Regions from separate parts of the Homo sapiens genome. Here regions 2 and 3 are each linked to region 1. Evidence: chromatin loops called from intact Hi-C (ENCODE). Cell type or tissue: B cell. All regions are shown on one strand.

Region 1 (8,000 bases):
ACATGCCTGTAATCCCAGCTACTCGGGAGGCTGAGGCTAAGGCATGAGAATGGCTTGAACCCAGGAGGCAGAGGGTGCAGTGAGCCAAGATCACACCACTGCACTCCAGCTTGAGCGACAGCAAGACCCTGTCTCAAAAAAAAAAAAAAAAAACCATTGCTACAGTCCAGCTTCCTCATTTTATAGATGACGTGAAGGAGGCCCAGAGGTTCCTAACCCCAGAGGGCTAGGAACTTGCCCAGGGTGGCACGGCAAATTAGGAGCACCAGCCATCTAGAAACAGGCTCCAGAGCCCCAGGCATACCCAGGGATTGTGGCCACCTGCACACAGGGCAGCTTCAGTGTCCCCCAAAAAGCCTTGAGGCCCATTGGCTGCCCCCGGCCTCATGCCAGCGTTCTGCTCACTGTTCTGCTCCTTCAGGGGGCTGGAGACCACTGCTACTACCAGGGGAAGCTCCGGGGGAACCCGCACTCCTTCGCCGCCCTCTCCACCTGCCAGGGGCTGCAGTGAGTATGGGGAGGGGCCGGGCAGCTGGGAGAAGCCTCTGGCCCAGGCCTGGGGACGGAGGGGAGCTGCGCCTCTCTCTCCACAGTGGGGTCTTCTCTGATGGGAACTTGACTTACATCGTGGAGCCCCAAGAGGTGGCTGGACCTTGGGGAGCCCCTCAGGTAAGCCCCACACAACCCCTTGCCATCCTCTCTGGTGGCCCTGCCAAGCTTGTCCCAACAGCTGTTGCTGCCACCTCTTCCTCCTCCGGCTCCTCCCTCAGTAACCCCAGCCTCACTGCCCTCTTCAGTGACCCCAGCTCTGGTTCCCTCCCTCCTGTGCCCCAGCTCCCCCTGTGCCCCCAGCTCCAATGTCCCATCTGTCCCATAAGTGACCTCCCATTGGGCTCCAATGTCCTTTGCCCCTGTCTCTCAGGGTGCCCCCAGGTCTTGACCCCGGAATCTGAGCATCTGGGAGATCAGATCCGACATGGGAGCTGTGGCCAGTTCTGGGTCACCCCAGGGTGGGGTGGAGGCGAGGGCTGGATCTGGCCCCCGCCAAGTGGGCCTGGAGCAGGCCCAGTTGGCACCCCAAGAACTAATTTCCCCTCATTGCAGGGACCCCTTCCCCACCTCATTTACCGGACCCCTCTCCTCCCAGATCCCCTCGGATGCAGGGAACCAGGTAAGGGAGGGAAGGGGGGGTGGGGAGGGGCCGGCTGTGCCCCCCTCACCTGCCCCTCCCCACAGGCTGCCTGTTTGCTGTGCCTGCCCAGTCGGCTCCTCCAAACCGGCCGAGGCTGAGAAGGAAAAGGCAGGTACGGGGGCCCGCACAGACCTCGGGCTGCAGAGACCTCGGGCTGCAGAGAGACCTCAGGCCGTGGCCCAGAGCAGGAGGGCACCCTCATCTATGGCTGGGGCGAAGGAAGGCTCAGATGGATGTGGCTGGGGGCCAGGGACCGTGTCTGGGAGAAGCCCCCACCCCTTCCCTAATGCTGGCATCTACAGAGGCCCCATCCTGGGCAAACCGAGGCTGCCTGCCCTCATTCCAAAGCTGAGGAAGGACAGGACCCTCTGCCAGTGGGGAGCTGGCACTGTCCCTGGCTGGAGTCCAGACCCCCCCATCCCCACCGAGTCTGTTCCTGGCTTGGCCATGAGATCAGTCAGACATGGAAGGGACTGATTCCAAGTGCCCACCCACCCCCCAGGTCCGCCGGGGCCACCCTACAGTGCACAGTGAAACCAAGTATGTGGAGCTAATTGTGATCAACGACCACCAGCTGGTGAGTGCCAGGGCAGGGACAGGGCGTGACACTGGGAGGCCCCTGAGGAGCCTGGCCCTCCTCCCATTCTTCTCTCTCCCAGTTCGAGCAGATGCGACAGTCGGTGGTCCTCACCAGCAACTTTGCCAAGTCCGTGGTGAACCTGGCCGATGTGGTAAGCAGCTCTCCCTCCCTCCCTTCCCTCCTCCTCATGCCCCCCACCCCACCACACACATTAGGGGGCACTGTCAGCCCCTGGCTCCCACTTCCTGGAGAGAACAGACAGGCCCTCCTCCAGCCCTGGCCCCAACACCCACTCCCACCCTCCAGCCCCCTCATCTTCTCCCCAGATATACAAGGAGCAGCTCAACACTCGCATCGTCCTGGTTGCCATGGAAACATGGGCAGATGGGGACAAGATCCAGGTGCAGGATGACCTCCTGGAGACCCTGGCCCGGCTCATGGTCTACCGACGGGAGGGTCTGCCTGAGCCCAGTGATGCCACCCACCTCTTCTCGTGAGTCCCCCACCCTGCACCTCCTGCCAGCCTCTGCTAGTTGCTACAGTGCTTGGGATTACTTAACACCTGCCCTGTGCTGGCTGCTCCTCTCAGAGTCTGGGGACTGGGCTCACCTTGCACCTGCCACCTACCCCCAGCCACATGCAACAGCTGGGCATCATCCCCTGAATCTGAGGTTGATGCCCTTGTCTTAGCCCTGGTGGTCCTCTTCTGCCTCTCACCTCCCCTTAGTTCTGTCTTTCCCCTTTCAAACTGTCCCAGCATCCCTTCCTCAGGGACCCAGTGCCCTAGTAGGGAAAAAAATCTAATAAAAGGGCCTTGCAACTAGAGATGGTCTACTGGGAGCCTCTCCTTTGCCTTATGGGCAAAAGAACCCAAGGAGGGGCCAGGCGTGGTGGCTCATGCCTGTAATCTCAGCACTTTGGGAGGCCAAGGCGGGTAGATCATTTCAGGTTACGAGTTTAAGACCAGCCTGGCCAACATGGTGAAACCCCATCTCAAAATACAAAAATTAGCCAGGCGTGGTGGTGTGCACCTGTAGTCCCAGCTACTCGGGAGGCTGAGGCAGGAGAATCGTTTGAACCCAGGAGGTGGAGATTGCAGTGAGCTGAGATGGTGCCACTGCACTCCAACCTGGACCACAAGAGTGAAACTCTGTCTCAAAAGAAAAAAGAAAAAGAAAGAAAAAAAAGAACCCAAGGAGGGGGGGAAGGGTCTTGCCTGGGGTCACCAAGGCTGATGTAAAGGGCCAGGCTCACCTCCTGAGGAAGGACTCTAGTGTGAGGGGCTCCCCAAGGCCCCACCACCACCCGGGGAGCCACAGGGGAGGGCAGGAGGCCATCCTGACAGCGCACTCCCTTCCAGGGGCAGGACCTTCCAGAGCACGAGCAGCGGGGCAGCCTACGTGGGGGGCATATGCTCCCTGTCCCACGGCGGGGGTGTGAACGAGGTGAGCAGTGGGGGGACATGGCTGGGGTGGCGGCTGAGGGAAAGGGGCTTCAGGGGCACGACGTGCCTGTTGGAAGATGTAGACATCTGTGCCCCATCTTCCCCACCCCCAGTACGGCAACATGGGGGCGATGGCCGTGACCCTTGCCCAGACGCTGGGACAGAACCTGGGCATGATGTGGAACAAACACCGGAGCTCGGCAGGTATCCTCCCCCAGAGGCCCCCGTGTGGCCCACGCCCAGCAGCTCTGGAACGGGAGGGTGACAGTGGGAGGGGTGGTCCTTGGCCTCCCTCATATCCGCCTGGCTCACCCCTCAGGGGACTGCAAGTGTCCAGACATCTGGCTGGGCTGCATCATGGAGGACACTGGGTGAGTTCTTGGGGACAAACCGGGGGAAGGTCTTGGGCGAGGGGAGTCTTAGAGCGAGCATTGTTTGGCAGTCTGGACCAGGGGGCTCAAGAGGCCCAGCTCACAGAACCACTCAGGATCCCAAGAAGCCCAGTTTTCCGCAAACACTGCCCCGGGAGACCCAGATTTCCCTGCTGGGACACCAAAACCGGCCAGGCTGCAGTGCGCATCGTGGCCACTGGGCGCCGCCCAAGCCTCGCATGGAGACACCTTCCCTCCAGCGCGGCTGCGAGTCCCCAGGTTCAGCGGAGGGGATGGGAGCGACAGGGACAGGCGGGAGGATTCTGGTGCAATCCCGGGGCAGATCCTCCGCCTCCTCGCGATGGTGACGAAGTCCCCCAGTGTACCCCCTCCCCAGCCTTGAGAGGGGTGAGGGTGGGTTGGAGGGGAGCAGCCAGCAGCACCTCCCCTCGCCCTATCCAGGTTCTACCTGCCCCGCAAGTTCTCGCGCTGTAGCATCGACGAGTACAACCAGTTTCTGCAGGAGGGTGGTGGCAGCTGCCTCTTCAACAAGCCCCTCAAGGTACCAGCCCCGCGGCGGGGAGCATGGGAGCGGGCCCTGGGCGGGGTCCGGGCCAGACTCCCGACCTGTCCTCCCGGTCCAGCTCCTGGACCCCCCAGAGTGCGGGAACGGCTTCGTGGAGGCAGGGGAGGAGTGCGACTGCGGCTCGGTGCAGGTGAGCGGTGGTGCGGGCGCCAGGTGGGGAACCGGGATGCGGGGGTGGGCACGAGGGAGCGTCTGAGTGGGAGGATTAGGGCTCGCCCGCCTCCTTCCCCTCCTCCCGCGTCCCTCAGGAGTGCAGCCGCGCAGGTGGCAACTGCTGCAAGAAATGCACCCTGACTCACGACGCCATGTGCAGCGACGGGCTCTGCTGTCGCCGCTGCAAGGTAAGCAGGACCGGCCGGGAGGCGGGGCCAGGACGCAGGAGGAGCGATTGGAGGCCTTCATATAAGGGGTGGGAGCTAGGGAGGGAAGCGGAGCCTTCGGGGACGAAGGCCTCTGGGGCAGGGCTTGATGCGAAGACAGCGCCAATGGGGAGCAAGGGGCGGGGCTGAAGGATGTTGAAGGCGGGGCTACGAGGAGCGGGAAGGGAAGGCTGCCCAGAATCAAGGAGGGGCGGGAAGGTGGGCGGGCTTGGGGGCGGTGCTGAGTGCGCTGGGAGCGAGGTGGGGAGCGTTCAAGAGGTGGTGGGAGCAGGGAAATAAGAACAGGCCTGAAACGGGGCCCTGGGGAGCTGGAGGGCCCGGGGATGTGGGGGTCCAGAGAGCGAGGGGCCTGGGGAGGGCAGGGCCGAGGCATCCATCCTGCCTGACTCGAGGAGCGCGTCTCTTCCCTAGTACGAACCACGGGGTGTGTCCTGCCGAGAGGCCGTGAACGAGTGCGACATCGCGGAGACCTGCACCGGGGACTCTAGCCAGGTCCGCCCGGCCCCGCCGTCTTGTGGAGCCCTGGGCGAGGCAACCCCTACCCTTGTCGATTTGGTTTTCCCGGACGAGTGCTCAGCACTCCCCTCCTCTCCACAGCTGGCATCGACCTCCACTGATCAGACTGTTTTCTTATCTGAGAAAGGGGTTCTTCATGCTCCTGGCCTTGTTCCTTCAATCATTAAACCAGAATGTATCGTCTGGCTGGTATTCCCAGCGCCTGGCCCGGTGCCTGGTGTAGGTTAGGGATCAGAGTAGACGATAATATTAGTTAACATCTATTACAACCTAATTACATGCCAGGCATTTATCTCCCAGCCCTACGAGGGAGGGAGGCTGGAGCGGCTCTGGGGCTTGCAAATCCGTGTGGTCTGGGTCCAGAACCAGACAGATCGCTTGTCCTAGGCGTGGAAGAGCCCTGTGGCATGAGCCCCCAATGGGGGGCACTTGGTACCCCAGCATTCCTCCCTGGGGCAGCCCTCAGCTCCAGTCCTGGGACTGCTCCGCTCAACCCCACCCCTCTCTCCACAGTGCCCGCCTAACCTGCACAAGCTGGACGGTTACTACTGTGACCATGAGCAGGTATGATGGCTGCCCCCTGAGCCTGGGATTCAGGGCAGTCTCTTGTCTCCACTCTGACCACTCAGCATCTCCATCCCTTGCCTCTTAATTCTTGGACTCTCAGGGCCGCTGCTACGGAGGTCGCTGCAAAACCCGGGACCGGCAGTGCCAGGTTCTTTGGGGCCATGGTGAGTCTGGCTAGGGCTGGGAGTGGGGACTCCGGAGGACCCAGAGCTGAGAAGCTGGGGAGAGTGGGTTCCAGCTGAACAGGCCCCCAAGTGTGTAGCTCCCCAGGATCTCAGGGACCCAGGCAGAGTGTGGGAGATGCAGGCCTGAGGTCTTGGGGTGGGTCCTGGGGCGCGTGGGGTCACTTGGCATCCTCTCCCCACAGCGGCTGCTGATCGCTTCTGCTACGAGAAGCTGAATGTGGAGGGGACGGAGCGTGGGAGCTGTGGGCGCAAGGGATCTGGCTGGGTCCAGTGCAGTAAGCAGTGAGTACTGAGGCTCCCAGAGGGCCTCTCAGCTCCAGGGCAGGTGTGAGACTTTTCAGAGATGGGGCAGCAGGTTCTCCCAGGAGGAGCCTGTCAGTCCCAATGGGCGGGCACGTGGCAAATGAGGTGGCAGGGTGCAGGGTGAGGGCAGATTAGAGTTCAGTAGTTGAGTCTGAGGTCAAACTTGGGGCTCACTGTCTCTATATGCCCCAACAGGGACGTGCTGTGTGGCTTCCTCCTCTGTGTCAACATCTCTGGAGCTCCTCGGCTAGGGGACCTGGTGGGAGACATCAGTAGTGTCACCTTCTACCACCAGGGCAAGGAGCTGGACTGCAGGTGCTGGCCAGGACCAAGACTAGGGAGGGGAGGTTGCAGCTGTGCTGGGGGTTAGGAGACAGGGGGCTGAGGCTGGCTGTGTCACTTCCCCAGGGGAGGCCACGTGCAGCTGGCGGACGGCTCTGACCTGAGCTATGTGGAGGATGGCACAGCCTGCGGGCCTAACATGTTGTGCCTGGACCATCGCTGCCTGCCAGCTTCTGCCTTCAACTTCAGCACCTGCCCCGGCAGTGGGGAGCGCCGGATTTGCTCCCACCACGGGGTGACTGCCTGGAGCCTGGGATGGCGGGAGAAGCTTACAAGAGGGGACAGGCCCCTGCTCACCTCTCCTGGCCCTGCCCTGCCTCTAGGTCTGCAGCAATGAAGGGAAGTGCATCTGTCAGCCAGACTGGACAGGCAAAGACTGCAGTATCCATAACCCCCTGCCCACGTCCCCACCCACGGGGGAGACGGAGAGATATAAAGGTGAGGCTGGAGCTGGCCGAGGGGGGTCTGTCTGTCCTGCTCTCTATGCCTGTCCTTGCCAGCTAAGCCCTGCCATCCTCCCCAGGTCCCAGCGGCACCAACATCATCATTGGCTCCATTGCTGGGGCTGTCCTGGTTGCAGCCATCGTCCTGGGCGGCACGGGCTGGGGATTTAAGTAAGAGACACACACACCCTGTGCCCCCTGGCATCCTTGAGGGGGGATCAGAATCCCTACTGGTGGAGCTGAGGGGGCCCTCCCTGAAAGCCCAACTGAACCAGAGCTCACACGTCATAGGTCCAAGTAGCCTGCAGGGCTTAACATTTAGAAACTAGGAGATTTTAGGCTAGATGAGGTGGCTCACGCCTGTAATCCCAGCACTTTGGGAGGCCAAGGCAGGCGGATCACCTGAGGTCAGGAATTCAAGACCAGTCTGGCCAACATGGTGAAACCCCGTCTCTATTAAAAATACAAAAATTAGCCAGCCATGGTGGTGCGCACCTGTAATCCCAGCTACTTGCGAGGCTGAGGCAGAGAATTGCTTGAACCGGGGAGGTGGAGGTTGCAGTGAGCTGAGATCGCACCATTGCACTCCAGCCTGGGTGACAGAGCAAGACTGCGTCAAAAAAAAAAAAAAAAAAAAAAAAAGAAAGAAAGAGAGAAAGAAAAGAAAAGAGAAAAGAAATCAGGAGATTTTACACTAGCAATTCGGATTTCCAGCTCTGGAAACATGAAAAGGTTGAGCCCCAGCGTGCCTCTAAGCATCCCCAAATAGCCACAGAGTGGAGCTGGGCAGGGGCCACCCAAGCCAGGCATGTGTCCTCCAGTCTCCAGTCCCCACCCAGCCTATAATGCTTTGTGCGTGTCTAAGTTTGGGGTCCTTGTGCTGGTCTAACCCCCTTAATGTGCAGAGGAGGAACCCATGGCCCAAGGTCACATGATTGAGTTAGTAGCAGAGTCAGAGCTGGAACCGGGACGCATTTTTGTGGGTGCCCTGGGTAATTCTCCCTGGCCCTTACATTAGTGTCCAGGCCCCGGGGACCCCGGCCCCGCTCTGGGGCAAGGGGTCGCATGGCAGCCAAAGGCCCCTCCCTGAG
Region 2 (8,000 bases), 420 kb after region 1:
GCGTGAGCCACCGCACCTGGCCCACTGCATGTCTTTTATTTGTACTACCTAGGTATGTATACTTAAATAATATGTAGTCTTAAGCACTTTAAAAATTTTTATGAATCATACTACCAAAATCTTATAACTTGCTGCTTACTTAAAACGTTTTAAGATTTATTTATGTGGGCGGGGCACAGTGGCTCACGCCTGTAATCCCAGCACTTTGGGAGGCTGAGGAGGGTGGACCACCTGAGGTCGGGAGTTAGAGACCAGCCTGGCCAACATGGAGAAACCCCATCTCTACTAAAAATACAAAAATTAGCCGGGCATGGTGGCACGTGCCTGTAGTCTGAAGGAGGCTGAAACAGGAGGATCGCTTGAACCCGGGAGGCGGAGGTTGCAGTGAGCCAAGATCACGCCACCACACGTCAGCCTGGGTGACAAAGGGAGACTCTGTCTCAAAAAAAAAAAAAAAGATTTATTTATGTGATACATGTAGCTCCATTCATTCGTCTTTGTTCTTTGTCTTATTTTATATTAAGGGTAATTTTTTTATGGAAGTATACAACATTTATACAAAAAAAGTAGATAAATAGTAAGTGTACAGCTTAATGAATTTTCATAGTCAACACACCTATGTAACCACACCCAATGAAGACACAACTGGCCAGGAATGGTGGCTCATGCCTGTAGTCCCATCACTTTTCGGGGACCAAGGTAGGCAGATCACTTGAGCCCAGGAGTTTGAGACCAGCCTGGGCAACATGGTGAAACCCTGTCTCTACCAAAAATACAAAAAATTAGCCGGGTACAGTGGCATGTGCCTGTGGTCCCAGCTGCTTGGGAGGCTGAGGTGGGAGGATTGCTTGAGCCTGGGAGGCGAAGGCTGCAGTGAGCTGAGGTCTCACAATAGCACTCCAGCCTGGGCAACAGAGTGAGACCTCATCTCACAAAAGAAACAAAGAAAAAGAGAAACAACTCTGTCTGTACTCAGAACCAGCCAAGCCCTGTTTTTTTTTTTTTGTTGTTGTTGTTGTTTTTGAGACAGAGTCTAGCTCTGTCACCCAGGCTGGAGTGCAATCGCACGATCTCGGCTCTCAGCTCACTATAACCTCTGCCTCCCAGGTTTAAGAGATTCTTCTGCCTCAGCCTCCTGAGTAGCTGGGACTACAGGCGTGCACCACCACGCCCAGCTCATTTTTGTGTTTTTAGTAGAGACAGGGTTTCACCATGTTGGCCAGGCTGGACTCGAACTCTTAACCTCAGGTGGTCTGCCTGCCTTGGCCTCCCAAAGTGCTGGGATTACAGGCATAAGCCACTGTGCCCAGCCCCAAGTCCTGTTTTTAATAACTGTTCCCCAAGGTAACCTCCATCCTGACCCCTAACATAGATTAGTTGGCTGTTTTGGAATTTTCTATGAAAATAAACATGCTATATGTACCCCTTTGGTGCTCAGTTTCTTTCCTTCAACATTATATCTGTGAGATTTATCCATGTTGTTATGAGTAGTAGCTGTTCATTCTTTTTCATTGCTGTATAATATTCCATTGAATTAATAAACTAAAGTGCCTTCATTCATTCTGCTGCTGCTGGACATTTGGGTTGCTTCCAGTTTGGGGTTATTATGTATGATTAGTGTTTCTATGAAAATTATTTTACATGTCTTTTGGTACACATGTGCATGCATTCCTCTTGAGTTTATATCTAGGATTGGAGTTGCTGGGTCATACTATATAAATATATTCAATTTTAACAGAAAATGTTAAATGGTTTTCCACCCTCACCAGTTCAGTATGAGAATTCCTTTGCTCCACGTACTTGGCCCACACTTGGTGTTGACTGCTTTTTTCATTTTAGCCATTCTAGTGGAGATGGACTTCCTTGTTTTGTTTTGTTTTGTTTTGTTTTGAGATGGAATTTCGCTCTTGTTGCCCAGGCTGGAGCGCAATGGCATGATCTTGGCTCACCACAACCTCTGCCTTCCAGGTTCAAGGGATTCTCTTGCCTCAGCCTCCCCAGTAGCTGGGATTACAGGCATGCGCCACCACGCCTGGCTAATTTTGTATTTTTTGTAGAGACGGGGTTTCTCCATGTTGGTCAGGCTGGTCTGGAACTCCTGACCTCAGGTGATCTGCCCTCCTCAGCCTCCCAAAGTGCTGGGATTACAGGGGTGAGCCACCTCTCCCAGCCCAACTTCCCTGTTTTAAGTTAAATTTATTGTGCTAAGCATTTTACATGCATTTTTTTTTTTTTTTTGGAGACAGAGTCTTGCTCTGTTGCCCAAGCTGGAGTGCAGTGGTATGATCTCGGCTCACTGCAACCTCCGCCTCCTGGGTTCAAGTGTTTGTCATGCCTCAGCCTCCCAAGAGCTGGGATTACAGGTGCATGCCACCATGCCTGGCTAATTTTTGTGTTTCTAGTAGATTGGGTTTCACGATGTTGACCAGGCTGGTCTCGAACTCCTGACCTCAAGCAATCTGCCAGCCTTGACCTCCCAAATGGCTGGGATTACAGGCATGAGCCACCAAGTCAGGCCTTTATATCATCTTCTTTTTTTACCTACATATCAACTCCATGAGGAAGGTATTGCTGTTAACCCTGTTTTACAGATGGGAAACTGAACTTAAAGTTAGGGAACTTCAAGGCCACATAGTGAGGGCTAGTGCAGAACCTCCAGGCTTTACTGTCCCTATTGCTGTGGTCTGTGCCATCTGGTAGTGGTGGAGGGGGTCCCACGAAGACAAATTACTGGAAGCCGATGACACAAATACAGTAACTGGGATATTATTCGAGGTGCACTGGGGGCCCCAAAGCCGAATGAGATGAATTCCACTGCACGGGCTGGAAGGAGTCACAGAGAAGGCCTGGATTGAACTGAATCTTTGGACAAATTTAGAGTGATAGTACCCATCTCTGATGGTCCTAGTGAGGATTTAAGGTGCTTTAAGCATTAGGTAAAGCTCCTGGTACTCGCACATAGCGGGTGCTCAGTGAAGGGCTGTTGAAGGAATTAGTGAACGCATGTAGGATCGGGAGACCTATGCACAGTTATGGTCTTTCCTGGAGCCAGGGGATGGACAAAATGACCTCTCTAGGCCTCTTTCGTCCTGAGTTTGAGTAGGTCAGGGGAAAGCCTAGGGTAAAGGGCCAGCTCCACTAGCCCAGGCAGGGAATGACTCCCCCTGCCCAGCCCCTATGACTAAGGGGCTGTGAGAGCAACTCCTTTCTAGACAAGGAAGAAATAATGTCACAGGGCATTGTCTGCGCTGCTCCCCAGCACCCTGTTACCCCTTCTCCAGCTCTACCCTGAGCTCTGGATCCAGCAGAAGGAACTGAAGTCTAGGACCCACAACCCCCAGAAAAAGGCCCAGGCAGGGGGATGGGCTGGGGAGGTGTGTGTTTGTTTTGAAAGCCTGTAGAGGAGGAGGAGGAGGGGGAGGAGAGGGAGATGGGGTGGAGGAGAGTAGGAGGTGGAGGAGAGGAGGAGGAGGAGGAGGAGAGGGAGATGGGGTGGAGGAGAGGGGTAGGATTAATTTGCAGCTTAGATTTTAGGGCCAAGGATTGAAGCCTCTTCCTGCACTCCTCCCCTCCTCCACTTGGCATTATCCCAAGGAGTTGCCTTGGGGCTTCCGTGATGGCGACGGGAATGCGGGGAAGTTGAGGGCCTGGGAGCCCGAGGCCAGATGGAGGCAAAGAGGAGTGAGGCTGCTCACAGACCCTGGTGGGCTGGGTTCTGGAAGAAAACCATGGGCTGACCAGCTCCAGGGCCTGGCTGAGCCTCAGCCAGGTTCTGCCAGAGCTGGCTCAACAGCGGCACCTGCCGGCTGGGGCCCTCTCTGCGGGGAAGGGCTCCTCCACCGCCCTGGGAGCCCCGCGGGTGAGTCGCTCCTGGCCTGGCTCTGTGGCCTCCCCAGAGGTCAGATCAGGAAATGTTGCGAGCCGAGGAATGTTCTGAAGCGGAGGGCCTCTGCCCTTCTGGCCTCCACCTGTGCCCCTAACACTACCCTGTTCACCCAGGACACTAACCGAGGGCCAGGGCTGGGGGAAAAAGAGTAGGATGAAGGCCACTCACTTTAGGGAGGTTCCTGGTTTGGGTAGTTATTATTATTATTATTTTTTAATTTGGAAATACTTTAAAGCTTACAGAAGAGCTTCAAGAATGATACAAAGATTCTTCCTCCCTTACCTAGATTTATCAGTTGATAACATTTTGCCCCATTTGCTTTCTTTCTCTCTTTGTATATACAGTAGATAAAAACGTAGTTTTAGTTGGTTGAACGTGGGGGACAAGAAAATGAAAAATAAAAAATTAACAAAACAACATAGTTTTAGGCCAGCAGCAGTGGCCCATGCCTGTAATCCCGGTACTTTGGGAAGCCAAGGCAGGATAATCACTTAAGCCCAGAAGTTTGAGACCAGCCTGGGCAACATAGTGAGACCTCGTCTCTGCAAAAAAATAAACAAAATTAGCCAGCTGTGGTGATGTGTAACTGTAGTCCCAGCTACTCAAGAGGCTGAGGTGGGAGGGTCGCTTGAGCCAGCGAGATTGAGGCTGCAGTGAGCCATGATTGCGCCACTGCACTCCAGCCTGGGCGACAGAGCGTGGCCTTGTCTCAAAAAACAAAAAACAAAAAAACAATAAAAGCATAGTTTTTTTTTGGTATATTAACTGAACTGAAAGTGGCAGCCATCATGCCCCTTTGCCCCCAAATACTTCAGTGGGTATTACCTAAGAACAAGGATATTTTCTCGCATCACCACAGTTCAGTGAAATTTAACATCAATACAATAATTTACTGTCTATATTCCAATTTTTATCAATAAGGATCCTTTAGAATATTTTTTCCCTGTAGTATAAGATCCAGATCAGGATCACACATTGCATTTAATTGGCTTCCTCTTCTCCTTTTTTTTTGAGACAATGTCTCACTGTGTCACCCAGCCTGGAGTGCAGTGGCGTGATATTGGCTCACTGCAGCCTCTACTTCCTGGGCTCAACAGATCCTCTCACCTCAGCCTCCTGAGTAGCTGGGACTACAGCGTGCCAGCACACCTGACTAATATTTCTTTTCTTCTTTTAGAAATGAGGTCTCGGCCAGGTGCGGTGGCTCACGCCTGTAATCCCAGCACTGTGGGAGGCCGAGGCAGGCAGATCACGAGGTCAGAAGATCGAGACCATCCTGGCTAACACAGTGAAACCCCGTCTCCACTAAAAATACAAAAAATTAGGCAGGCGCCTGTAGTCCTAGCTACTCGGAAGGCTGAGGCAGGAGAATAGCATGAACCCGGGAGGTGGAGCTTGCAGTGAGCTGAGATCACGCAACTGAACTCCAGCCTGGGTGACAGAGCGTGATTCCGTCTCAAAAAAAAAAAAAAAGAAAAAGAAAAAAAAGAAATGAGGTCTCACTATGTTGCCCAGGCTGATCTACCCACCTCGGCCTCCCAAAGTGCTGGGATTACAGGCGTGAACCACTGTGTCCGGCCATTTTTCTTCTTCTTCTTCTTTTTTTTTTTTTTGAGACGGACTCTTGCTCTGTCGCCAGGCTGGAGTGCAGTGGCGCGATCTTGGCTCACTGCAACCTCCGCCTCTTGGGTTCAAGCAATTCTCCTGCCTCAACCTCTGGAGTAGCTGGGATTACAGGCACTTGCCACCATGCCCAGCTAATTTTTGTATTTTTAGTAGAGATGGGGTTTCATCGTGTTGGCCATGATGGTCTCGATCTCCTGACCTCGTGATCTGCCCACCTCGGCCTCCCAAAATACTGAGATTACAGGCATGAGCCACCACGCCCAGCCATTTTTCTATTTTTTGTAGAGACAGGGGTCTCCCTATGTTGCTCAGGCTGGTCTTGAACTCCTGGGCTCAAGCAATCCTCCTGCCTCAGCCCCCAAAGTGCTTGCTGGGATTTCAGGCATGAGCCACCACACCCAGATATTTAGGCTTCTTTATTTTTTATTTATTTTTATTTTTTGAGACTGAGTTTTGCTCTTATTGCCCAGGCTGGAGTGCAGTGGTGCGATATCGGCTCAACTGGGTTCAAGTGATTCTCCTGCCTCAGCCACCTGAGTAGCTGGGATTACAGGTGCACGCCACCACACCCAGCTAATTTTTGTACTTTTAGTAGAGATGGGGTTTTGGCATATTGGCCAGGCTGGTCTCGAATTTCTGGCTTCAGGCCATCTGCCCATCTCAGCCTCCCAAAGTGTTGGGATTACAGGTGTGAGCCACCATGCTGGCCTAGGCTTCTTTAATCTGGGGCAATTCCTCATCTTTTTCATCTTTCATGACATTTTTTCAGAGTAGGACTCCCCCACACATTTTTCCTTTTAATCGAATGCACCTTATTTGAGGTTTGTCTGGTATTTCCTTATGGATAGATTCAGGCTATGTCTCCCTGGTGCAAATATAAGCAATATTATATTGTTTGGGTGGAGTTCTCTCCACTTTAAGGGATTCATGGAACTTCTGAACCTCTGAGGTTGATTAACCCCTGAGTTGTCTGTCAAAAAAATCAGATTTTCAAAACAAGTTAAGAAGGACATCATGAATTATGCGTGTGTCTTCACTCTGCTGATGGCTGGCTTAGGCTCTGCATTCTCTCTCTCCCTCTTCCCCTCCCGCTACCGAACTTGCCCTTGAAATTTCAGCAGCTGCTGTTGAAAGCATTCTTTTTGAAGGCCACTAGGGACCCCTAATTGCCCAACTCAGTCGCTTTCATAGTCTTCATCCTCTTGACCTCTTCTCAGGGCAACGGACTGGCTCACCCGCCCTTCTCCCTAAAACCACAGAAGGCCGCGCTTGGCTGTCCCAGTCTCTGCCCATTTCCTTCAACAAAAATGACAGAATGCCGGCTGCTCTGGGAGGTACAGAGGTGGATCCACTGTGGAGCCAGCTTTGCAGGTGGTGGCTTGTCAGGAAAATTCTGCAGGTCCTGGTCTTTTTTTCTTTTCTTTTCTTTCTTTTTTTTTTTTTTTTTTGAGACTGAGTCTCACTCTATTGCCCAGGCTGGAGTGCAGTGGCATGATCTCGGCTCACCGTGACCTCCGCCTCCCGGATTCAAGTGATCCTCTTGCCTGAGCCTCCCAGGTAGCTGGGATTACAGGCGCCCACCACCACGCCCAGCTTATTATTGTATTTTTAGTAGAGACAGAGTTTCACCATGTTGGCCAGGCTGGTCTCCAGAACTCCTGACCTCAGCTGATCTAGCCGCCTTGGCCTCCCAAAGTGCTGGGATTACAGGCATGAGCCACCACACCCGGCCTGGTCCTGGTATTTCTTGTATACTCCCCACACCCCAGTGAAGATGTTCTCTCAGCTTTTGTCCTCAGATGGGGTGCCTGGAATTGGTCTTTCCCCTGGAGGAGCCCCACCTTCTAGTGGTTTCAACTTTGCCTCTCCTTCAACAACCCAGGAGGGCAGCCCTGAGTCTCTGACCCTGACTCAGTGGATGTCCAGGCAGAATTATGTCAGGAATGGATCTGGGCTTAGTGTTTCTTCCTCAGCAGCCCCTAGGGCAAACAGACCTCCCCTCATACTCCTTTCCCAGGCCGTGAGCTCTTTTTAGGCAGGTTGGGGTCTAATTCTTCTCTATCCCTCGGCACTGGGCATGCAGTTGGCCCTCCATCAATATTTATGGAATAATGGCCAGGCGCAGTGGCTCATGCCTATAATCCCAGCACTTTGGGAGGCTGAGGCGGGAGGATTACTTGAGGTCAGGAGTTCAAGACCAGCCTGGTCAACATGGCAAAACCCAGTCTCTACTAAAAATACAAAAATTAGCTCGGTGTGGTGGCGCATGCCTGTAATTCCAGCTACTTGGGAGACTGAGGTAGGAGAATCATTTGAACCTGGGAGGCGGAGGTTGCAGTGAGCCGAGATTGGGTCATTGCATTCCAGCCTGGGTGACACAATGAGACTCTGTCTCGAAAAAAAAAAAAAAGTTATGCAATAATGAGCAAAGAGGTTCAGGGCTTGCCTAAGGCTTGGCCTTGCTCTTGGCTTTCATCACAGGGACCTA
Region 3 (8,000 bases), 320 kb after region 1:
CCTCCCCAGTGGCTGGGATTACAGGTGTCTGTCACCACGCCAGGCTAATTTTTTTATTTTTTAGTAGAGATGGGGTTTCACCACATTGGCCAGGCTGGTCTTAAACTTCTGACCTCAGGTGATCCGCCCACCTCAGCCTCCCAAAGTGCTGGGATTACAGGCTTGAGCCACCACACCGGGCCAACAGAATTTTTTAATACCAAAGTTGGGCCAGCAGATGGAGATAGCTGAGAAGGCAGAAAAAGGCCTTTGTGGTTGGGTGTGGTGGCTCACACCTGTAATTCCAACAATTTGGGAGTCTAAGGTGGGAAGATCGATTGAGCCCAGGAGTTCAAAATCAATCAGCCGGGTCAATATAGTGAGACTGCCCCCGCTACAAAAGAAAAAAATTTAATAATTAGCCGGACATGGTAGTATGCCCCAGTAGTCTCAGCTACCCAGGAGGCTGAAGTAGGAGGATCGCTTGAAACCAGGAGTTGGAGGCTGCAGTGAGCCATGATCACACCAGTGCACTCCAGCCTGGGTAACAGAGTGAGACTCTATCTTGAAAAGAAAGGAAAAAAGGCCTTTGTTTGGGCCAGATGGTAAAAAATCAGACAAGGTGGGAAACAGCAGTGACTCTCCGTGGTAATTCCTTGACTAGCTTCGAGAGTCGTCCCTCTATAGCACTTCACAGAAGTTGAGACCAGTGGCTCTCCATTGTTGATGGCGCAGAATGATGAAGTGGTTGGTTAGTTAGGTGGCATTCTCGGTCTGCCACTCTACCACGTGATGGCTCAGTTTTCTACTATAACTAGGGTGTTTGCTCCAAGAGTTCCTACCATGCCAGGGGGCAGAAGGATTTGTGAGACTCCACGTCGTTTTTGGTAGTTTGCTTCATCCTTCTGAAAAGCCTAGAGCCCCAGGGTATTGGAGTTGGTCTACTACCTGGCAGAATACCTCCAAGTGAGCTGCTTATTTCTTTACAGCTAAAAGAACTGTACACCCTCCTGAATGAGAACTATGTGGAAGATGATGACAACATGTTCCGATTTGATTATTCCCCGGAGTTTCTTTTGTGGTAAGTTGTGGGGGCTTTCTTGAGGTTCTTGAGAGGAAGGCATAGAGCAGATCCACCAGAGGGCACCAGAGTTTTCATCCCTGCCAGGGGCCAACCTTTGAATGGCAAATTAGTGTGTCATTTTTGAGTTCCTGCATCTGAAGGACACTTGCTTTCATTAGCACTTAGAATTGCAGCCTTGTTTAAGACAATTGACTGGGTGAGGGAGACCTTCGTAGAGCTAGTACCCAGGGAAGAGGTATTCATTGTCTGGTGACTTTATATAAGAAAGGAACGGGCATGAGACCTACTAAGACTGAAAGAAAAGAAGGCACATTTTCTATCTAGTTCCTGAGCATGCTCAGTTGTATAGCCTTGCCTGGCTGAGCCATCCACCTGCCCAGGCCACGTTTAATATCCAGGAAGAGAGAGGCATGGGCCGAAATGGAGAGGGACTACCTGAAAGGGAAGGAAGAATTTGTACCAGAAAGAGGGAGACAGGACACCAGAGCTCCAGGGTTGCCACAGTCAGCTCTCAACCATGGGACCCACTGGCCTCCGAACCAAAGATGCCAGTACCTTGGTTCAAGCTGTCAAAGTGAACACAGAAATTGGATCAGGCATGAAATCCTCAGTATGATAACCTTGGGTTGGATGAGTAACTAGGCCAAATGGGATGAGCAGCCAGAAATGGTGATGGCTCGATTCTGTGTGTCCAGGAGGGCTTGGCCCTAAAGAGAATCCAGCTATTAACCCTCAGGGAGGTGGTAGCACCAGGTCCGAACCAAATTTGGCTGTGGAGCCCAAGCGGCTTGTCCAGCCTGCCGGCAAGCAGCACAACCACCCCAGCCTCTCTTTTCCAGGGCTCTCCGGCCACCCGGCTGGCTCCCCCAGTGGCACTGTGGGGTTCGAGTGGTCTCAAGTCGGAAATTGGTTGGGTTCATTAGCGCCATCCCAGCAAACATCCATATCTATGACACGTAAGCACCTGCACCTACCCCCACCCCCCACAACACCGCCATCCTGCTTGGTCTGGGAGAGAGTAGAAAAAGGCTGCACAATGTGCCCCATGAAAGGAAGAGGGAAGGTCTCAGGAAGGGAGGATGCCCAGGTGCGGGGACTGCAGATTCATCCTAGGAACCACCTGTTCTGCTCAGAGTCCCAGCCAGCTCCCTTGTTTGTGGCCCAGGTTGGAAGGAGCCCACCCTGAGGCCTGGTGTGCCTGCTCAGCAGAGGCTTGTTTTTGTTTTTGTTTATTATTTTTTACATTTTATAGAGGCAAGGTCTTGCTATGTTGCCCACGCTAGTCTCAAACTCCTGAGCTCAAGTGATCCACTCACCTCTGCCTCCCAAGAGTGTTGGGAATATAGACGTGAGCCATTGTGCCTGGCCAGAGGCTTTTCTTAGTCTCACTCTGTTGCCCGGGCTGGAGTGCAGTGGTGCGATCTTGGTTCACTGCAAGCTCCACCTCCAGGGTTCAAACGATTCTCCTGCCTCAGCCTCCCAAGTAGCTGGGATTACAGGCATGCGCCACCACACCTGGCTAATCAGAGGCTCATTTTTGAACGCCTGTACCAGTCACACATGGAAGCACTTGAACAGCAGCAGAAATGGGCCAGAGCGAGTGTGACCCAGATTCAGATAGTCCTTGGGGCCTGTGATCTCTGCTCTTCATTTTCCCTGGAAGTGTTGAAACCATCTGCCTGCCACAGTCTTCAGGGCTTATTACCAGCTGTGTTCTTGAGGGAATCAGAACCCTTGAAACCCTAGAATTGCCTTGACCTGCCCCGTGGGTTCCCTGTGCTGCTTCCCTGCATGCTAAAGGTGGGATTCCCCAGCCAACTCCTAGGGACTCATCAGGGAGATGCTGGTGGTACCTTCAAATAAAGGTGTTTGCTTGGGTCCCACCTTCCTTTGGAAATAGATTCTGTTGAAGTGAGGCAGGCTCCTTGCCTGGTGGAGTGTGGTGGGGAGTCCCAGTACTGAGTGCAGGTGGCAGCTAAAAGTACACCCGTGCTGCAGACCTGGTCCTTCTAGGTGTGGCTGCACGTGCTTGATGGGATCACCATTCCCTTCCCTGTTAAAAACCTTGTCACCTGGATTTTTCCCCCTCTTAGAGAGAAGAAGATGGTAGAGATCAACTTCCTGTGTGTCCACAAGAAGCTGCGTTCCAAGAGGGTTGCTCCAGTTCTGATCCGAGAGATCACCAGGCGGGTTCACCTGGAGGGCATCTTCCAAGCAGTTTACACTGCCGGGGTGGTACTACCAAAGCCCGTTGGCACCTGCAGGTAAAACTGTCTTCCTGTAAGGCCCCAAAAATGCGGGTGTCTGCACTGTAGTTGAGGAGCATGTGCCACTGTGAGTCACAGCTCCGCCCTTAGCATCCCACCTCTGGCGTATCTGGTAAGGCGGGCACTTGGTGCCTGCAGGAGCCAGATGGGGAGCATGGAGAGGGCGGGAGGGTTGTAGGGATGGCAGATTGGCAAGTCCCTGCCTTGTCTGGAGGGCTCTTGGTGTCTGCTGGCTGCTGCCATTTGGAGATGGTGGGGGGCGGTACTGGTGGTTTGTTTTTGTTTTTAGGGATGAGCCCAAATCTGGATTTTTATGGGAAATGTCCTAAAGTTTTAAATGGTTGGCTCAAATTGTTTTGAATATTGTGTGCACCAAATAGAGCAAGTCAGCTATGTGATCTAAGGGCAACCTCTGCCTTAGAAAGTTGTTTAAAACAATTGAATAATCTCTCCTTAGAGAACTTTAAAAGTAAAAACACCAGGTGTGAAAGCAGAAGGGGAGGAGGGAGGAGGGTGAGTGCCTCTGCCATCATCTTCTGGGCATGACTACAGTCCTTTTCCGTTGACTTGATTCTAGGAGTGAGGATTGGTCTCCCCAGACAACCGCTGTAGCAAAGGAATAGTTTTTGAAATTGAGCAAGAAAAATAGGGAGAAAGAAAATCCAGGAGGAGCTTTGGCAGCACTCACTGTGGGGAGGGGGAGGCTGGAGAGCAGGGTGACACCACTGACTCCGGAGGCACCTGATGTGTCTCTCACGCCACCTGCTGGCCAGCTGGGGTCTCCCTGCCATTGTCCTTGTAATAGGGATTGGCCAGAACCCTGAGGACAGGACATTTGTGTCCCCACAGGTATTGGCATCGGTCCCTAAACCCACGGAAGCTGATTGAAGTGAAGTTCTCCCACCTGAGCAGAAATATGACCATGCAGCGCACCATGAAGCTCTACCGACTGCCAGAGGCCAGTGCTGCCCCGGGTGGTGGGCAGGGGGCAGAGAGAGGGCAAGGAGAGCCTGGCTGTCAGCAGGAGAGAAGGGCTCTGGGTGGAGAGGGAGCTTTCTCCTACTGGAAAAGCGAACCAGCCCATAGTCTTCAGATTTCCTGGACTTTCTATTTCTGTTATCTGAAGCAGGATTTTATTTTAGTTTAACTTTCTCAGTTCCTCTGAGTCTGTGCCTGGACTAGCTTCTCTGCCATCTGTTGAAAGGCTCAGAGAACACCTATTCTCTGTAATTTTAGCCTAAGTAAAGCATAAATAGAATGATGAATCCACTTAGTGAACCTTCATACACACGGCAGCGCGTTCCAAAGCCCAGCGCAGATGCACTACAGGGTCTGTGACGCCCCTCTGCCGGGTCAGGTAAAGGGTGACCTGAGCTTGTGAGGGATCCCCGATTTCTAATCCCAATTTCCCCACCCAGATTTGGCTGAAGGACTGGGCAACCTTAAAGTGAGCTGCTTTTCTGTTCTGGGTCTCAGTTTTCCTAGTTTCCCAAAGAAACAAATGCTCCAACTGTGGCTGGCTTCAGGTAGGGATTCTTTTTTTTTTGTTTTGAGACAGGGTCTCATTCTGTTGCCCAGGCTGGAGTGCAGTGGCACAGTCACAGCTCACTGCAGCCTCGACCTCCCAGACTCAACTGATTCTCCCACCTCAGCCTCCCAAGTAGCTGGGACTACAGGCGTGTGCCGCCATGCCCGGCCAATTTTTGTTTTTATAGAAACGGGGTTTTGCTGCCAGGCGCAGTGGCTCACGCCTGTAATCCCAGCACTTTGGGAGGCTGAGGTGGGCAGATCACGAGATCAGGAGATCAAGACCATCCTGGCTAACACGGTGAAACCCCGTCTCTAGTAAAAATATAAAAAATTAGCCAGTCGTGGTGTGGTGGGTGCCTGTAGTCCCAGCTACTTGGGAGGCTGAGGCAGGAGAATGGCATGGACCCGGGAGGTGGAGCTTGCAGTGAGCCAAGATCACGTCATTGCACTCCAGCCTAGGCGACAGAGCGAGACTCCGTCTCAAAATAAAAGAAGCCTGGGCGTGGTGGCTCACGCCTGTAATCCCAGCACTTTGGGAGGCCAAGGCAGGCGGATCACGAGGTCAGGAGATCGAGACCATCCTGGCCAACACGGTGAAACCCTGTCTCTAATAAAAATACAAAAAATTAGCTGGTCGTGGCGTGGCGGGCACCTGTAGTCCCAGCTACTTGGGAGGCTGAGGCAGGAGAATGGCATGAACCTGGGAGGCGGAGCTTGCAGTGAGCCAAGATCGCACCACTGCACTCCAACCTAGGCAACAGAGCAAGACTCCGTCTCAAAAAAAAAAAAAAAAAAAAAAAAAAAAAAAAAAGAAGGCCAGGCGCGGTGGCTCACACCTGTAATCCCAGCACTTTGGGAGGCCTAGGCGAGTGGATCACGAGGTCAGGAGATCGAGACCATCCTGGCTAACATGGTGAAACCCCGTCTCTACTAAAAATACAAAAAAAAATTAGCCGGGCTTGGTGGTGGGCGCCTGTAGTCCCAGCTACTCGGGAGGCTGAGGCAGGAGAATGGCGTGAACCCGGGAGGCGGAGCTTGCAGTGAGCTGAGATAGCGCCATTGCACTCCAGCCTGGCCCACAGAGCGAGACTCCATCTCAAAAAAAACAACAACAACAAAAAAAGGATTTTGCCATGTTGCCCAGGCTCATCTGAATTCCTGGGCTCAAGTGATCCACCCACCTCAGCCTCTCAAAGTGCTGGGATTACAGGCATGAGCCACTGTGCCCATCCCAGTAGGGATTCTTAAAATCCCTTCTCAGGTGGGCGGTGGCTCACGCCTGTAATCCCAGCACTTTGGCAGGACAAGGCGGGTGGATCACGAGGTCAAGAGATTGAGACCATCCTGCCAACATGGTGAAACCCTGTCTCTACTAAAAACACAAAAATTAGCTGGGTGTGGTATGTGCCTGTAATCCCAGCTACTTGGGAAGCTGAGGCAGCAGAGTTGCTTGAACCTGGGAGGCAGAGGTTGCAGCGAGCCGAGATCGCACCATTGGACTCCAGCCTGGCGACAGAGCAAGACTCCGTCGCAAAAAAAAAAAAAAAAAAAAAAGGAAAGAAAGAAAAAATCTCTTCTCTTTCCTCGGAGTGCTTCTTCCTATTGGTCATCAGTGCACACAGTCACTGCGTTCCTGCTGACATGAGGCTGCCTGCCTGGACTCCTCAGCCTCTAAACAGGATTGATCACTCTGAAATCAGGCTAATCCACCTAGTGATTGGGGTCATTAGTGTCCCATCTTGAGAGACTGCTGCAGTACCGTTAGACACTGCCAAAAGCACAGGCTTGGGGGACTGTGGTATGTGTCTTCTCCCTTCTGTTCTCATGACAGATCTGCCTTGCGTTCTAGGCCGGTGGGCAGGCAGGCAGAGAGCATTCTTAGAGTGCTGCAGCAGCAGAAGAATGTCTCACCCATGTCTGGGTGGAAACCCCAGCATGGCTGTGTTTTCAGTCCAGGATTTGAGGTATCATTGTGGGAGCTGCCATGTAGAATGAGGTCATTGAGCGTTCCCCTAAAGAGACGAGGATTTAGCAAGGAATTTTAGAGGCTGGAGGTTCTAGAACTGAAGTTTTAAAAGCAATTCCTGCACTGGGAAGCATTGTGTCAGGCACTGACTGAGGCCTGTAAACTGTGACACCACCCTGTTTGCAGATTGCCCCAAGGCCACCTTTGTGTATCTGAGCCTCTGGGGATGTTCTACCAGCCCCGGTATTTGCTCCACAGGATCACATGGTTTCATTCCACTGAAGCATTTTTCTAGCAAAAGCAGCTGCCGGGTGGGACGCTGACTGGGGATAAAATCCTGGGAGTATGCTGCTTTTCTTCTGAATGTAACCCACAGCCGTGTCTCTCTGGGAAGTACTGGTGTAATAGTGTCTGGGTGGGCAGACCCTGGCTGGGCCCTGGGGTCTGTCCGCGAAGTGCTCTAAGTCTAGCAGAGAAAGAGCAGTGAGTGTGGGATGGCATCAGTCACAGTTCAGTGAGAAGCCTGTGAGGACTGTTGGGCTGCGTGGGCAGAAGGTACAGCTAGAAAGGCCAACCTGGCCCAAGGGTAGAAATTCTTGTCTTCTGGGGTGGGGAGTTTGAAACAAGGGTGGAGCATGAAGGGTTGTGTTTTCTTAGGGAGTCAGCCTGGGGCCATGTAGATGGTTGATTGATGTAGCAGTCTGAGTCTGCCTGGACTAGGAGGGAAAGGGCCAGAAGATACGGAAGAGGCAGGCCCTGTGCCTGAGGAGATATGCACGGGGGTGCAGGGAGCCGCCGAATGACCAGGGATTCTCTCTTGAGGGCCTGATCTGTCCTTGCCATGGATAGATCCAGGGTGATCAGCTCATCTCACTCCATCTCTTCTGTCTTGCCTCCAGACTCCCAAGACAGCTGGGCTGCGACCAATGGAAACAAAGGACATTCCAGTAGTGCACCAGCTCCTCACCAGGTACTTGAAGCAATTTCACCTTACGCCCGTCATGAGCCAGGAGGAGGTGGAGCACTGGTTCTACCCCCAGGAGAATATCATCGACACTTTCGTGGTGGAGGTGAGTCAGGGAGTGGTGTTCCAGGTCTCTAACACGTTCCCAGAGAGGCACCCCCCTGAGTGGCCGGGTTCCCAGGGCTCGAGTGTTGGCACCTTAGACTTCCT

The links. Hi-C counts contacts between places; a loop is a spot of excess contacts. Peaks named below come from ENCODE experiments on the same cell type or tissue, not always from the same donor. Only the 100,000 strongest peaks of a DNase experiment are listed, where the experiment ranks them.
Region 2: it touches region 1 in a loop (27-fold over the local background); 7 of 110 quality-filtered maps call a loop at or near these places.
Region 3: it touches region 1 in a loop (17-fold over the local background); 14 of 110 quality-filtered maps call a loop at or near these places.

What each region holds. Positions count from the first base shown.
Region 1 is chr17:44,771,163-44,779,162 of GRCh38, forward strand. It overlaps ADAM11 (ADAM metallopeptidase domain 11), which reads left to right. Exons shown (of 27, transcript NM_002390.6): 5 at 422-507; 6 at 594-669; 7 at 1,105-1,171; 8 at 1,237-1,304; 9 at 1,695-1,769; 10 at 1,852-1,923; 11 at 2,099-2,265; 12 at 3,133-3,217; 13 at 3,330-3,420; 14 at 3,536-3,587; 15 at 4,050-4,149; 16 at 4,232-4,303; 17 at 4,422-4,514; 18 at 4,965-5,045; 7 more. Among named protein-coding and RNA genes, the nearest start is that of ADAM11, 16 kb to the left of the region's middle. RefSeq lists a silencer at 4,729-5,048 and enhancers at 4,886-5,386, 7,481-8,000. In B cell, CTCF peaks have their summits at 3,806 and 4,007; DNase peaks (open chromatin) are centred at 3,849, 4,639, 5,970, 6,186 and 1 weaker place; H3K4me3 peaks cover 1,811 bases; H3K27me3 peaks cover 2,568 bases.
Region 2 is chr17:45,194,175-45,202,174 of GRCh38, forward strand. All of the region lies in intron 2 of FMNL1-DT (FMNL1 divergent transcript), which reads right to left. Among named protein-coding and RNA genes, the nearest start is that of FMNL1-DT, 24 kb to the right of the region's middle. In B cell, CTCF peaks have their summits at 3,795 (motif pointing left) and 3,998; a DNase peak (open chromatin) is centred at 3,807.
Region 3 is chr17:45,095,226-45,103,225 of GRCh38, forward strand. NMT1 (N-myristoyltransferase 1) reads left to right here. Exons shown (of 12, transcript NM_021079.5): 5 at 969-1,060; 6 at 1,903-2,019; 7 at 3,157-3,327; 8 at 4,180-4,288; 9 at 7,726-7,896. Among named protein-coding and RNA genes, the nearest start is that of MIR6784, 15 kb to the right of the region's middle. RefSeq lists enhancers at 2,903-3,403, 3,404-3,904, 4,316-4,365. In B cell, CTCF peaks have their summits at 1,104 (motif pointing right), 1,308, 4,114 (motif pointing left) and 4,313; DNase peaks (open chromatin) are centred at 1,112 and 4,086.